2 separate regions of the Mus musculus genome follow, and region 2 is linked to region 1. The links are chromatin loops, found by intact Hi-C in ENCODE. Cell type or tissue: heart. All regions are shown on one strand. Each heading gives the region's core, and the rest is flanking DNA. Links, peaks and the distances in the headings are about the cores only.

Region 1 (7,693 bases), core at 1,410-6,409:
TGTGTGCACACACACATGCACACACACCAGAGATGGGAGGAGAGAGAGAGAGAGAAGGAGGAGGAGGAGGAAGAAGAGAAGGAAGAGGAAGAAGAGGAAGAGGAGGAGGAAGAAGAGGAGGAGGAAGAGAAGGAGGAAGAGGATGGGATGGGGGGTGGAGGAGAAAAAAGAACTGCCCCTACCAAGCCCTAAGATTGGCTGGAGAATAACCAGCCCAGGATCTTACACAGTTAGTCCTGCACACATGCCTCATGATCATAGTTGCAGGCAGTCCTATGAGTGACAGTGGAACATAAAAATGGAGTCTGACGACGCACAGACACAGGGGATGACAATGTTCTTGCCTGGTCAAGTCCCAGAAGATCACAGGAAACCACTGCTAGCTGTCAATTCCCACCCCAGCCCCAGATCACATGACCAGTCCTGGAGATCCCCAGCCATGCGGGGGTGGGGTTGGGGTGGGGGAATCCCAGGGAAGCAAGAATGTGGCAATGACCCTTTGCAGTTTGCTACCAAGCAGCTATCCCCCACCTTTCTGGGAGTCCCTGGGAGCACTGCCCCAAGCTGAGGGGGATCCATATTGAGTTCTCAAGCTCAGCTCAACCCTCTCCCTTCAGACTCTTTTGAATAATCCTGAGAACAGGACCTTGGTCCCTGAACAGCGTGGCCCACAGACTAGGAAATCTTAACCAGGGATTAGACCATGCTGAAGGCTGGACTCCCAGGGACTAAGGAGAGAGAGAGAAGGCAGTAGATCCTATTTTTGCCCAGAGACATGAGCCCCCTGCCTCACCAGCAGAAAGCCCAGGCCCTATCTGTGAAAGACTGTTAGCTGGGGGCAATCCTGCTGGTACCATCCTCTTTCTGGCTGTGTGGGTTGGCAAGTGCAGAATCCCAACATGGCTGGCCATGAAGGGTAACCACAGTGCCTCTTGTGGGCTGTGGTCTATCCCTATCCCTGAAAGACCCGGGGCTGCAGGCTTTGGCGTAAGGAAGTGCTACAGTAGCAACTTGAGCTACTTTTCCTTTGGGGCCAGGGTAGAGAGAGGCAGGGGTCAGACTTTGCTCCCCCGAAACACTCACGTGGGCTGGGGACACGAGTGCTGGTTGCAACGCCGTCGGATAGGCTTGGGCCTCTTTTTATGGTCACACAGGTGCCGGTGCACCATGTGGTGGTCCCTGCGGCGCCGGCAGCCATATTTAGTGAACTGGATTCCTGCGAAGGTTGTGGGACAGCTCCAGGCCTCGTGCCCTCGGGGTGACTTTTTAGAGAGCCTGCTTTCTAGAAGGCACTTTCCCTTCTTTCCCTTCATGCCCCAGCCCTCTGTCCTGGGCAAGTAACTTTCTACAGGACTCCTCCCTCTGTCACCAGTGGAGAAGTGACTTTGGACAGCAGCTGAACAGACAACCTGCCCTGCAGCCTGCTCCTGAAAGCAAGCCCTAGCTTCGCCCAACGCCTTGCTCGGAATTGCTTGTAGGCATGGGAGATCTTCAAGAACAAACTGAGACACTTCTTCCAGACTCCTACCAGTCTCTGGTCCATTCTCCCCGACCCACGGTCATTCCCCACAAAGAACCATAGGACCACAATAGCTGATACCTCCTCCACAGGCCTTGCTGCAGGGAGACCAGCTCTTGAGAGCCCATTCGTAGGTGTCTGTCTCTTCCAGGAGCACATTATTACTCCCGATGAGGGGCAGCAGGTCCTCATGGATGACGTACTTGTAGGCCAGGCTACCTCGGGGTTTACCCTCAGCCGGGGGAAGAACCTGGAAGGGAGACACAAATGGTGCAGCATAAGGCCAGAGATAGAACAGAGGGTCCAAGGAAAGCAGCTGCTGCCCACAGCTGCCAGATGGGGTTCCTAATTGTGCTTTGGAGATTTGCAGTTAAACTAGACACGATCCACACTGTGTAATTCACCCTGTTAAAATGTGTAACCCAGTACCTAGCTGAGGCAGGCAGGACAGTCAGAGACTCTCACTCCCAAGCCTGCTATGTATGTACCAAGCCCTACAGCAGCCAATGCCAGGCCCATGAGCCATTCTCTCTCTCACAGACACCCAATGGTGACACTCAATGGCCCGAGTCTTTCGGTATCCAAACTGTCTGGCTTCAACCCGGCTGCCAGTGAGCAACCTCTTTCATCTTTCCTCTCCCCCCTCCTCTTCTCCACCCCTCCCCACTTCTTGGGTCACATATTGCCCACGTTGGTTTTGAATTTACTATGTAGACCAGGGTGACTTTGAACTTCTGATCACAGGTTTGAACTTCCATGCTTGGTATGTGGTACTGAGGGCAGAGCCAGGGGCTTCACGAACACTTGGTAACCATTCTACCAAATGAGCTACATCCCCAACCTCCTCTCTCTCTTTTCTTCTCATTCTCTTCTTCCTCTCCCTCCTCTTCTTCCTCTCTCTCCTCCTCTTCTTCTTTTAAAGACAAAGACTCATGTAGCCCACTTCCCAAGTGGTGTGTACCCCTGTGCCTGGTTATTTTTACTCTTTTAATTTTTTTTAATTGCACTTATTACTTGGGGCAGGACTGGGGAAGGGACACATGCCCCAGTGTGAGTGTGGAAGTCAGGGGCAAGCTGAAGGAGTGGATTCTCTCCCTCCACCATGTGAACTCTGAGCATTGAATTCAGGTCATCAAGCTTGGTGTTGGACCAAGGGCCCTGCATCAGAAGCCACATTGATGGCCTCTCCTACTTCTGCACGTGTCCTTTAAGGAGCAAACAATGGTTCCAGTACTGATGATGTCTCATTTCTTTTGCTACTTATCTTGTTACCGAAGAATGGAAGGTCACCCATTTCCTTCTAACAGTGACAGACCACCACGATTACATTTAGGTCTTGGTAGGTATCCAGTTGCCTCACCATCCTTTGTGGAGACTGTCTCAAAATCCTTTGTTGAGACTGCTTGTTCTCCCTTAAATAGCCTTGGTACCCTGAGCAAACATCAGCTGGCCCCAGACATGGGCGATTGCAAATACAAGGTGAATGGAAAGTCCGTGCCAGATACAAGTTCTACGAAGACACCAGCAGCCTCAGAATTTACCCTCTGGAACACCGCTGACCACCGGGCGCAGAGCTGTCTGTCAGCTCAGGCTGAGGACGTGCTGGCAGAGCTTTTTATAGGCCAATCTGCTGAATTACCAATCCCTGCTCCATGAGCCCAGGCACAACAAAGGGCAGCAATGGACCCCAGTGAGGGTAATGGCCCTGCCCCCTTCTCAGAAGCTGGTGCTGCCACGATCTCTTAATGTCAGCTGCCTTCAAGGCCCCAAACCACCTTAAGGCCTCACACATATGACCATGTCGCAATGTATGTGGATGCTGGGGATTGCTATGAAGTTGGGGGAGCCAATCCTAGCTTCACAGGGGTTCCCCTCAACCCCATTTCCCACCCCAAGTGAAGGAGCAAAAAGCTGTCGCAGCTGCCCTCAACACACCTGGGAGAGACCATTTCAAAGTATACCAACCAAATAGCAGGCACAAGGGACGGGCAAAGCCACATCAGGCAAGGAGGCTCACCAGGATGGCGATGGCTTCAGGCAGGGGTCCATTGGTCCTGAGGCTGTCCTTGGTGTCCTCCGCTTCGTGCTCCCACTCTAGGCCCAGCGCAGTGAAGGTCCTGCTAGAGGCCTCCTTGCCCTTGGGGTTGAAGATGAAGCTTCCGGTCACCTGGTTCTTCACCGCTGGCCAGGGGAGAGGGACAGAGATTTCTATTTCTCTCTAGAGGGGCCCATGATTCTGACCTCTAAGGCCTTTCCAGGAGGCACCTCCTCATGTTCCCTGTCTCTTTATCCCCTTGACCTCTCCCATCAGGACCACCCAGGAGCTCTCTGCAAACCAGTCCTGCCTCTGGGCCCAGATGTACACCCCTGATCCTGTACGAGCCCCTCTCTTTTTCCACACTGACTAATGGCCACCCATAGTTGTGGCTCGATTTGACCTCTTTCAGAAAAACTCCTTTAATTGCCCAACCCTCAGAGATGCTGCTGCCCCTGTAGGATCGATAGCAGAGCACAGGAGAACAAGCCTCACAGGGAAGTCACTTAGTCCCTGTGTAGCCTGTTTGCTCAGGCTCCATCCAGTGCAGAAGAGAGTCTCCTCCTGGCTGCCTTCAGAGCCTCCACCTGGCTGCCTTTGGATCAAGATGGAGAACTCTCAGCTCCTCCAGCACCATGTCTGCCTGCATGCAGCCATACTTCTCACCATGATGATAATGGACTGAATCTCTGAAACTGTAAGCCAGCCCCAATTTAATACTGTCCTTTTAAGAGTTGCCTTGGCCATGATGACTCTTCATGGCAATGGAAACCCCAACTAAGACAGCACATTTTCCACATTTGCACGGATGACCTACCATGTACCTACAGACAACACAGGCTTCCGTTCCATGGCTCCTCTTGCCCCCATGCCAGGATCCCCATGTGTGATATATGTCACCTGCCCTGCCCACCCCAGTAGACAGCTATCAGCTGGTGCAGAGTATTCCCACTGTGTCATGGTTTGGATATGCTTGCCCCAGGGAGTGGCACTATTAGAAGGGAACACCACAGCTGTACCAGGAAGAGATGCAGCCCCAGGAAGCTCGAAGCGTCTCATCTTACTGATAATGATCTAAAATGGTGACCGTGAACATTTTTTGCAACAGCTGAGCTTGCCAAGAGACACTGCACTTTATGTGAGTGTCTGTTATGTGTAAATGGAAGCTGACAAGACTTGGTAGGCTATCAGGCTGGAGAGGCCTCTGTGACTTGCCACAGTAATATGGAAGCCTGCATTCTCTCTATGAGGGGGGTCTGTCTGAGCGCAGACTGACATGGGAAAACACAGCCGCTGCCCAAAGCAGAAGCAGCCGCTGCCCACAGCTGCCAGGAGGGGTTCCAAGCTGCGCTCTTTAGTTTGCAGTTGAGACTCAATCCATACTGGGTAATTCACCCTATGAAAGCACGCAGCCCGGTGATGGCTTAGCACCTTCAATCATCACCATGTGTAACCTTAGAATGCTTTCACCACCCTAAAAGAACCCCATCACACACCAGCATTCATGCACCCCACATCCCTGCTACAGGTCCTTCCACCACCACAGGAATCTGTAACAATGTCTGAGGAATCTCATTTGGACGTGCCTATTTTTAGACTGCTGATTTGGTTTCAATAAAAGCAAGACTAGACCAAATGATAAGAACATCTTTTCTACTGCATTAATGTCTTCACATGAATTTTTAAAATTGAAAAAAGTTTATTTACTAGTGTATGTGTGTGTGGGGGGGGTATACACCATGTCCTATGTGTGTGTGTGGGGGGGGGGTTGGTCAAAAGTCAACCTTGTAAAGTCAGCTTTCACCTTTGTACTGGCTAGTTTTGTGTCAACTTGACACAGGTTGGAGTTATCACAGAGAAAGGAGCTTCAGTTGGGGAAATGCCTCTACGAGATCCAGCTGTGGGGCATTTTCTCAATTGGTGATCAAGGGGGAGAGGCCCCTTGTGGGTGGTGCCATCTCTGGGCTGGTAGTCTTGGATTAGAATCCAAGAGAGCAGGCTGAGCAAGCCAGGGGAAGCAAGCCAGTAAAGAACATCCCACCATGGCCTCTGCATCAGCTCCTGCTTCCTGACCTGCTTGAGTTCCAGTCCTGACTTCCTTGGTGATGAACAGAAGTATGGAAGTGTAAGCCGAATAAATCCTTTCCTCCCAACTTGCTTCTTGGTCCTGATGTTTGTGCAGGAATAGAAACCCTGACTAAGACAACCTTATACCTTTTTGTGGGATCAAACTGTGGTTATTCGGCTTGTGTGGAAAGAGTCCTTCCTTTCCTATGGAGCCATCTTTCTGGCTCTTAACTTGCATATTTATTTTATATTAGTTTGAGATAGAGCCTCACTAGCCATGTACCTCTGGCTAGTCTGGAATTTGCTATGTAGGTCAGGTTGACCTTGAACTCCCAGAGATCCTCTGCTTCTGTTTTCTGGGTGTTGGGATAAAAGACGTGCACCACTAAGCCTGGACTTGACTTTCTAAGTTTAATCTGTTTGGGGTTCTGATGTTTGTGTGTGTGTGTATTGCATGCACATGTTTTATATATGTACATGTTTGTGTATGTGTGTATACGTGTGTGCTGTATGTGGAGGCCAGGGATCTTTGTCACAGACTTCCTCAGTCACTTTACCTTATAAATCTCTATCTGTCTGTCTATCTATCTACCTACCTATCCATCCATCATCTGTCTGTCTGTCTGTCTGTCTACCCACCCATCCTTCCATCTCTCTCTATCTCTATCTATCTACCTACCTACCTATCTATCTACCTACCCATCCATCCATCATCTATCTGTCTGTCTGTCTACCCACCCACCCACCCATCCTTCTGTCTCTCTCTCTCCATCCATCTATCTACTATTTACTATCTATCTATCTATCTATCTATCTATCTATCTATCTATCTATCTATCTCTATCACCCATCCATCCATCATCTTTCTATCTATCCATCCATCCATCTGTCTGTTCATCTATCTCTATCATCCATTCATCCATTATCTATCTATCTATCTATCTATCTCACCCATCCATCTATCTATCTATCTCATCCATCCATCCATCCATCCATCCATCCATCTATCTATTTTTGAGACAGGGCCTCTAGATGAACACAAGGCTCAGAAAGTCAGCTGGGTCCAGCTCTAAGGATCTTTTGCAAGCACTGCCCTAGTGCTGAGATTGTAGGCAACACTGCATTGCTGGCTTCTGTGGGGGTTCTGGGGGACCAAGACCAGATCCTCATGCTCACATGGAAAACACTCTGCCCACTGGGCTGTTCCCCATCCTCTGGGGAATCTAACTTTCAAACTGTCTTTGCTTCATGTTTGTGCAACAACCATGACACCTTCTTTAGTAACTCTGTTTAAGTATCATTATAATGGAGAGCTAGGACCTGCCTGGTGGACTGTAGAAATGGCTGTCCACATAGCCCTGTTCCTCTAAGACAGAGTCTGTGTGTTTTTTTTTTTTTTTTTAAAGATTTATTTATTTATTATTATATGTAAGTACACTGTAGCTGTCTTCAGACACACCAGAAGAGGGAGTCAGATCTTGTTACGGATGGTTGTGAGCCACCATGTGGTTGCTGGGATTTGAACTCTGGACCTTCGGAAGAGCAGTCGAGTGCTCTTACCCACTGAGCCATCTCGCCAGCCCCGAGTCTGTGTTTTTAACCATTGACTGGTGCTTGGGTCATGTGACTTGGGTCAATGCAATGTTAGGGGCTGGCAGAGTGCTTGCACCCTGGGGCCCTGCCCTCTCTAGCTGCAGATGCCCAAGGGACAGACATCCAGATTTGGATATTCCCAGATTTGCTTGTTGGGGTCAGTCATAGCTCTGTCAGCCTCAGCCTCAGCCAATTGCCAACACCATCCACACCTCCTAGACCAGTGAACTCCCGACAGACCCATCAGCTGACAGTGTTTGGCTGTTTGGGTTTAGGCAACCAATAGAAGAACCACTGGCTGGGCCTGTCATGACTATGGCCACAGAACTGAGATCCTGTGACAACTGTTACTCCTAACCCTTATGTTCTTGGGGTGGTGTGCCATGCAGCCAGAGCGGCCTGAGCCCTTCTGCGAAATGACTCTTTTAGAAGAAGCCACCTGCTTCCATAAGAAATTTGAACAGCGGTTGATCCTGGTG
Region 2 (7,693 bases), core at 1,726-6,725, 450 kb after region 1:
TTAGTGCTGGGATTAAAGGTGTGCACCACCATCCTCCAGTGTATTTCATAAGATTATTTTTCATAAGAGCACAGACTTTTTTTTTTGAGCACACTCTTGCAACAACTAGATTTCACCAGAGTTCAGACTGTAAGAGCCAGTTTTTTTTAATTGCCATCTGAGAAGCCAGGAAAAGTGCTTTGGTTTGTAAGGGAGTTATCTTATTGGGATACAAACAAGGTCGTGGGTGACATCTCATTTTGGATTACAACAAAAAAAGCAACCTGACCTGTGACCGAGGAGTGTAGTTTATTTTTTAGCTTAATAAATGTAGTATGTACGTGTGTATGCGCACACATGCCATCGTATGAGGTAGCAGTCTGAGGACAACTTTGTGGTGTTAGTTCTCTTAGTACAGGTTCCAGGGGTCCAACTCACATTCCCCGTTTGTACAGCGAGTACCCTTAGCCGATGTGGCATCTCATTCATTGTCCCTCCCTGACCCCAGATTCCAGTGTAAGTGTACTTTTGTACGTTTTTGTCTGTGGTTATAGGTGTGTCATTAACAAGAGGATACTTTGAAGGACTCAGTGACTCGATTCCTCAACAGAAAAATATCCAAGGACTTGGGGATTTTATTCCATGTCAGAGCCTTTCAGTCCAGCCAATATTGAGTTTGCTATTTGCATTACCTAATCAAGCCAGCTAGATCAGGAAGTTCTTGTGAGTCAGGTATCCTGCTCGGATGCTGTCCAAGTATATTGGGTAGTAAAGGGCAAAGCAGGGGCTTACTCTTGTTACTTGCAGAAATGTGTTTTGGGTCGACTCTACTTCATTCAGGCTTGAATATGAAAACAGTTGTCCGTGAGAATGTCTTCCAAGTCAATACACGGAGATAACAGAACACAAACTTCGAACGGTGTCAGACAGCCTAGCATAAGCAACAGCGACACGGGTAGATAGTGATCAGCTTGGCTCTGGTTCTGGTTTTGGTTTTGAGTTTTATTTCCTATTGTTACTGAGAACTGAACCTGGGGTGATGGGCGCAACCCCCAGCCCTCTCTGTGTTTTGAGACAGGGTCTTACTGAATAGCATAGACTCTTTCTGCACATGTAACCAGGCAGGCTTTGACCTCACCATCTTTCTGCTGCAGCCTCCTGAGTTGCGAGGATTAGAGGCAATTTGAGGGGCCCATTCTACATAGTGAAAGTTGACCTCAAACTGCTGATACACCCGCTCAGATCCTTGGGTTTCAACTTACTCCCACCTGGAGTATAGGCATACACCACACCCAGATCTTAAAATGCTCACCTCTCATAACTCAGCACTGTAATTTACAAGCTTGGCAGTTCTCTGGGCCATGTCTTCAGTGCTTATGTGAAATCCTAGTACTGACTTTCCCAGGCTCCTGGTAGGACACATTAACCCAAAGCTGTATCTTTTCTTCTGTTGAAAATAAAAAAGTCAGCCTGGCGTGGTGGCACACATCTTTAATCCCAGCACTTGGGAGGCAGAGGCAGGCAGATTTCTGAGTTCGAGGCCAGCCTGGTCTACAAAGTGAGTTCCAGGACAGCCAGGGCTACACAGAGAAACCCTGTCTCGAAAGCCAAAATAAATAAATAAATAAAATAAAATAAAATAAAATAAAATAAAATAAAATAAAATAAAAAAGTCAAGCTTTTAATCAGATGGACTAACGCATAAATGCTTAGGCATTACAGATCATAGGCAAGTTTGACAACTGAAAACCCAAAATCGTGCTAGGTTGGTAGAGCAGAGACAGTAAAAGGTATGGCTAGAGTATCTCACCAGATCTCCGTCATTCTGTAGCATTTCTGAGGAGGAAACAGGAGCTTGTTCTCAGGTGACGTGGCACATTAAGTCGATTCTTTTCCTGCGTGTCCATGCCTGTGTCCGACTACAGGAATGAGTTTGACTGGCCTAAGTGAAAGCTTTAATCGTAGGACAAAGGCTCTCCATTCCCAGCACCCTGAAACCGAACACTCAGAGTCTCAGATTTCAGAGCATTTTGGATTACTGGGTAAATGTGCTCACCCAGTGAAACCTATGGGATTACATCAGCCTGAGGATCTCTGAAATCTCAAGCCTTTACGGCTCTGGCCAGTTTTGTGACTGTCCACACTATGGTGCGTTTGTTTGTTTGTTTGTTTGTTTGTTTGTTTGTTTGATGTATAGCACTATAGCTGTACTGATGCTTGTGAGCTATCATGTGGTTGCTGGGAATTTGAATTCAGGACTTCTCCTTGCTCTGGTCAACCCTGCTCGCTCTGGCCTGAAGATTTATTATTATATCTAAGTACACTGTAGCTGTCTTCAGACACACCAGAAGAGGGCATCAGATCTTATAACAGATGGTTGTGAGCCACCATGTGGTTGCTGGGATTTGAATTCAGGACCTTTGGAAGAGCAGTCTATCCAGTCTTCTGTGTACTTGCGACGTCTTAGCGCATCTCGTTCTAGAACAGCCTCAGAGGCTGAAGAGGAAGCTTAAAGCCCCTGGTCACTTGGGGAGCAGTGTTGAAGCCCGGTACTCTTTTTGAGAGCACCATTAGCAGGCTGAGTGGGGGTGGCGCCTTCCCTAGTCCCAGCACTTGGGAGGCTGAGATTGAGTTTATAGCTGGGACTACAGAGGTCTCAAAACAAGACAAGACCGATATCGGGCAGGAGCATGTCCTCATAAATAGATACACCTCGAGCTCTTCTGATAGAGCTTTCTCACTCTGAAGTTAGGTGGGGCGGCGTTGACTTTTGAGGCAGGGTCTCATGCAGACCATGCCGCCCTGATTGCTATGTAGCTGAGGCTGCCCTCAGTTGCTTCTGCTTCCCGAGTGCTGGAGTTGAGGTGCTGCTGCCACACCCGGTCCATGAACCACCAAGAGTTCAACCCAGGCCTTCACGCATGCTGGACTAACACACTACTAACTTCCACACCTCAGTTATCTTTATTTTCCTTGCTGGCTACCGAGTGGATGACTGTAAATTCCTGATCCTCCTGCCTCTACATCCAAAGTTCAAGGTTTATAGGCCTGTGTGTCATGGAATTTGTCCAGGGCTGGGAATGGATTTTATGCACGTTAACCCTTCCAGCAGCCGAGCTGCAGCCCAGCTTTTAAAACTCATTTCGCTTTTGAGTATTTGCAGATTTTTAAAAAAAATTTATTTTATGTATGAGTACGCTGTCGCCGTCTCCAGACTCACCAGAAGAGGGCGTCGGATCCCAGTACAGATGGTTGTGAGCCACCATGTGGATGCTGGGATTTGAACTCAGGACCTCTGGAAGAACAGTCGGTGCTCTTAACCACTGAGCCATCTCTCCAGCTCTATAGAATTCTTTTCTTACTATTTTTCTGAGGATTTTTACTTCCTTCTGATTTTTCACTTTTCTGTGTTTACACGTTTGCATTAGTAAGCAGTTTTAGAGTCCGGGTGTCTTTGTTGGTTAATTTCTAAAGTGTTCAGTGTTGTTCCCAGCCTCTGGTTAGTGATTCGGCTCTAGGTGATCCTTCTTGCCTCACTCTGTGGCTCGTGAGCCCCCATGGCCTGTCCCACACTCACACCATTCTACCTGCTGTCATCCTGTGGCTTCACTTTTTATGTTTTTTTTTTTTTAAGATTTTTTTTTTTTTTTTTTTTTTTTTATTATATGTAAGTACACTGTAGCTGTCAGACACCCTAGAAGAGGGCATCAGATCTCATTACAGATGGTTGTGAGCCACCATGTGGTTGCCGGGATTTGAACTCAGGACCTTTGGAAGAGCAGTCAGTGAGTGCACTTAACCACTGAGCCATCTCTCCAGGCCGCGGCGCCCCCTCCCCTCCTCGCTTTTTATGTTTTGAGATATGGTCTCAAGTAGCCTAGACTAACCTCAAGCTTAAGAGGCTGGTCTTCTGAGCCTTCTACTTTCACCTTTTGAGTGCTGAGATCACAGGTATTTGTAATGTCTGGGCATTAGATGTCATTTCTTGGGCAGGGGGCAGAGTGAGGAAAAAGAAAAGAAAAATTACCAACCGAGTTCCTTATTTCCTCCCCCTCCGATCGTTTATGTTGCAACAGCACCACCTTGTGGATCTTTGGAATATTGCTGCTGGAAATTAAAACCCCTGATTTTATTTTTATTTGCTTCTTTTCTTTCTTTTTTGAAACTTTTTGTGTGTGTGTGCTTCAAGAAGGCTTCAAACTCATGATTCTCTTGTTCCTGCCTCCTATGCTGAGGTTCTAGATGGGTACCATACCTGACTGAAAGATAAGGATTTTATTAAAGAGCAATTGCAGATTGATTTGTGTCCTTGTAAAGGCTGTGAACTGAAACCCTTCGTGTAAAGGCTTGTTTCTTGGTAAAAATTACAGTTTGGACAAAATGATGTTCCGTTTCCACCCAGGAGTCTTTGTTAAATCTATCTTTGACTTGACGTGTGCATTTTAAAACTGCTGGCTTCTGGGGACTTTTGCCTGTGAATGCAGGAGTCTATGTTTAAGATGTGCTTACACTAGAATCCCATCAGTTAGAATATCAGAGAGCAGGGGGGCTGGAGAGATGGCTCTGTGGTTAAGAGCACCAACTGCTCTTCTAGAGGTCCTGAGTTCAATTCCCAGCAACCACATGGTGGCTCACAACTATCTGTAATGATATATGATGCCCTCATCTGGTGTGTCTGAAGACAGACACAGTGTACTCACATATATACATGTAATAAATAAATAAATAAATAAATCTTTAAAAAAAATATCAGAGGGCAGGCCTACCATTAGTGTCAACCCCTAGTTCTCTTCGGAAGGACTTCGAGAAACAGCCAAATTTGGAGAATCCTGTGGGTAATCTGGCTGATTAATATTGGGGTTGAAGCAGGGGCTCGTCTAGCTCAGGTGTGTCCCACGGTGCACCGGAAACCTCCTCTGAGTAATTTACAGGACACTGCAAGGAATGGCAGCAGCCTTTGGAGGTGGCTTTTCTGAAGACAGCCATTTCCAGAGAGAAGATGTCTTGTGTTTGTTGAAAACCTATCCTCCTTTTTATGAGAAACTCCCAAATACTGGAGTATTTAAAACAAGAAAAATTTAAAACAGGAAAGTTTAGAGTATTACACGCTGTGAGTAACCATGCATCCATGGCCTTGAGTCTTCCATATTCTGTCTGCTCACCCCACCCACTTCGATGAAATTTCCTTAACTTCGGTTGTCTGGTAGAGTTGGTAGTTTAGCTTCAGAGGAAGAGAGGTGAGCCATGCCGCAATAAGGCCGGGTGACTTGTGCTTGTCTCACTGTCTCTCTTGTTCCAGGATGTGTTCCACATGGTGGTTGAGGTTCCACGCTGGTCCAACGCCAAAATGGAGGTAAGAGAGCTCGTCAGACTTGGCATGTCAGTTATCTTTATCAGATTCTTTTTAGTTAATGTATGGGTCTGAGTGTGCCACTTATATTGAGGTACCTGCGGAGCCCTGCAGTGTGTAGGAGCGGCTGCAACCCAAGTTACAAATAGTTGTGAACTGCCCAGTGTGGCACTGAACTGGCTTCCTCTCCATGAGCAGCAGGCTTTCTTCCTGCTGAGCCCTCTACTACCCAGCCCCATGTGTGTTCATTAGTTTTTTATCCAGCCAAACTGATTTGTTTAAAGATGAGAAGTATCCAGGCGTCTGGTCTCCTGTGTCTGGTCTCACTGTTCCCCGTCTCTGCCTCCTCAGCTCCAGGTACCCTTACTCCTGTGTTGGCAGCATACCTGTCCCAGGATGTTCTCCCAGGCCTCTGCTTGTCCCACCCACTGCCTCTGATGGCCCCAAAGTGGCTTGTCAATGTTTGCTTCTGCTTTCTTTTCTCTTTTTGTCTTATTGAGGTAAGGTGTGGCTGTACAGCCCAGGCTGCCCTTCAGCTCCTTCCCCTCCTCTTGTCTTAGCCTCCCAAATGCTGGGGCCACATCCAGAACATCTCAGCAGGAAGAGCTCGGTGGCCTTGGCTGAGTTTCTTTTCTTTCCGATGGCAGACAGTGACGTGGCTGCCTTTCCTTATCGATCCTCACTTTATATCACTTGGATTTTTGTTTTTGTTTTTTGAGACTGGGTCTCCCTATGTAGTCCTAGATGTCTTAGAATTCCCTATATAGACCAGACTGGCCTCTACCTTACAGCATCTGCCTGCCTCTGCCTCCTGATGGATGGCTGGGATTAATTATGGTCGTTCACCACCATGCCTAGCTTCCTTAGGTGTTTTGTTTGTTTGTTTGTTTGTTTGTTTGTTTGTTTTAACAGTGACCACACTTGCATTTGCTACACTCTCAGATGTTTGAATAACTTTAACTAGAAAGGAAAACTGACGTTGGATAATAATTATTTTGTACGTTTCCTAAGGCTCTTATTGTTGTTTTTAATTGCAGTTATTTGTTTAATAATTTATATGCGTGTGGCTGTTGGTGGCGGGCAGAGGTCAGCTTGCAGGCCATCTGGGGATGAAGCCCAGCAGTGCTGCTCTGTGGCCATCTTGCCAGCACAGTGCCCTTCCTCGGGGATGCTGGTGTTTGGTCCAGCTCGTCTTACTTCTTGGTTCCTGGAATTAGTGAATGTTCTTTTTCTCTTCTCTATGTTGTTGTGCATAACAGCTGTCGGAGGAGCTTTTAGTTCAGTTTTCACCATGTCAGGGATGAAACAAATCCTGAAGTTGGAATAACGGAGGGGGGATCATGCCTACATAATTTGTTTTCTTGGATCCTGACTCCAGCAGTGTTGCACACCCATCTGGCATTTCATTTCAGATTGCTACAAAGGACCCTTTAAACCCAATCAAGCAAGATGTGAAAAAGGGGAAGCTCCGCTATGTGGCGAATCTGTTCCCTTATAAAGGGTATATTTGGAACTACGGCGCCATCCCTCAGGTACGTGTCCAAGAGCCTCCTTACTCGCTAAAAATGTACTTTTTTTTTCTTTTAGCTTAGTAAAAATTAACTCACTTTTGATCAAACGTTTAAATGCAGAAAATACTGGCTATCACAGAGCAGAAAAGCACTGGATGGGATAATTTTATTTTAAACATTTTAATGACTTATTTCCAAGGTTAACTAGAAGGAATATGTCTATGTTTAAGCTCAGATTTTCTAAAATGTTCCGTTTTCTATGGACTCATTTTAGACTCCCGACTGTACATTCTTCACAGACTTAGTATTGTGTAGTGAGAAGAGGGAGCCTTGGTACTTAAAGCCTTGGTTCTTAGCCAAGCTTAGGGGCACACTCCTGTTAGCCCAGCCTGCAGGGCACTCTCCTGTTAGCCCAGCCTGCAGGAGGACTGACATAAATTGGAGGAAACCCTGGTCTACATGGCCAGTTGTAGGACAGCCACAGCTACATAGTGAGAGCTTGTCTCTGAAAAACACAGCCAGAATTAAAGGTGCCTGCCAGACACTTGGTGACCTGAGTCCTAAAGTCCCATGGCAGAAGGTGAGAGCTCACACCTACAGGTTGTCCTCTGACCTTAATGGGACATATGCCCACACACACTAACACATGCAAAAAAAAAGACAATTTTAAAATGGAAGTTAACACCAAAAGGCTTGATTTCTACCCAGATATCACATACACCTCCGAACTCAGCATTCCAGAGGCTGGAGCAATACTGAGAGCCGAAAGTTTACCTTTAGCAAGACTCTTGTCACCAAAGACTCTCACACCAAATGGTGGTGCAGACACAGTGGTCTCCCTCTGTTCCTCGGA

Evidence for each region. A loop is a pair of places that touch in the nucleus more often than their neighbours do. Peaks named below come from ENCODE experiments on the same cell type or tissue, not always from the same donor. Only the 100,000 strongest peaks of a DNase experiment are listed, where the experiment ranks them.
Region 2: it touches region 1 in a loop (4-fold over the local background); 9 of 42 quality-filtered maps call a loop at or near these places.

What each region holds. Positions count from the first base shown.
Region 1 is chr10:61,203,764-61,211,456 of GRCm38, forward strand. It overlaps Adamts14 (a disintegrin-like and metallopeptidase (reprolysin type) with thrombospondin type 1 motif, 14), which reads right to left. Exons shown (of 22, transcript NM_001081127.2): 16 at 3,537-3,700; 17 at 1,601-1,769; 18 at 1,084-1,216. Among named protein-coding and RNA genes, the nearest start is that of Gm29861, 8.9 kb to the right of the region's middle. In heart, for the core only: no CTCF peak of the experiment used is centred there; no DNase peak of the experiment used is centred there; H3K27ac peaks cover 212 bases.
Region 2 is chr10:61,654,171-61,661,863 of GRCm38, forward strand. Ppa1 (pyrophosphatase (inorganic) 1) reads left to right here. Exons shown (of 11, transcript NM_026438.4): 3 at 5,279-5,332; 4 at 6,742-6,861. Among named protein-coding and RNA genes, the nearest start is that of Ppa1, 9.4 kb to the left of the region's middle. In heart, for the core only: CTCF peaks have their summits at 3,194 (motif pointing right) and 4,070 (motif pointing left); no DNase peak of the experiment used is centred there.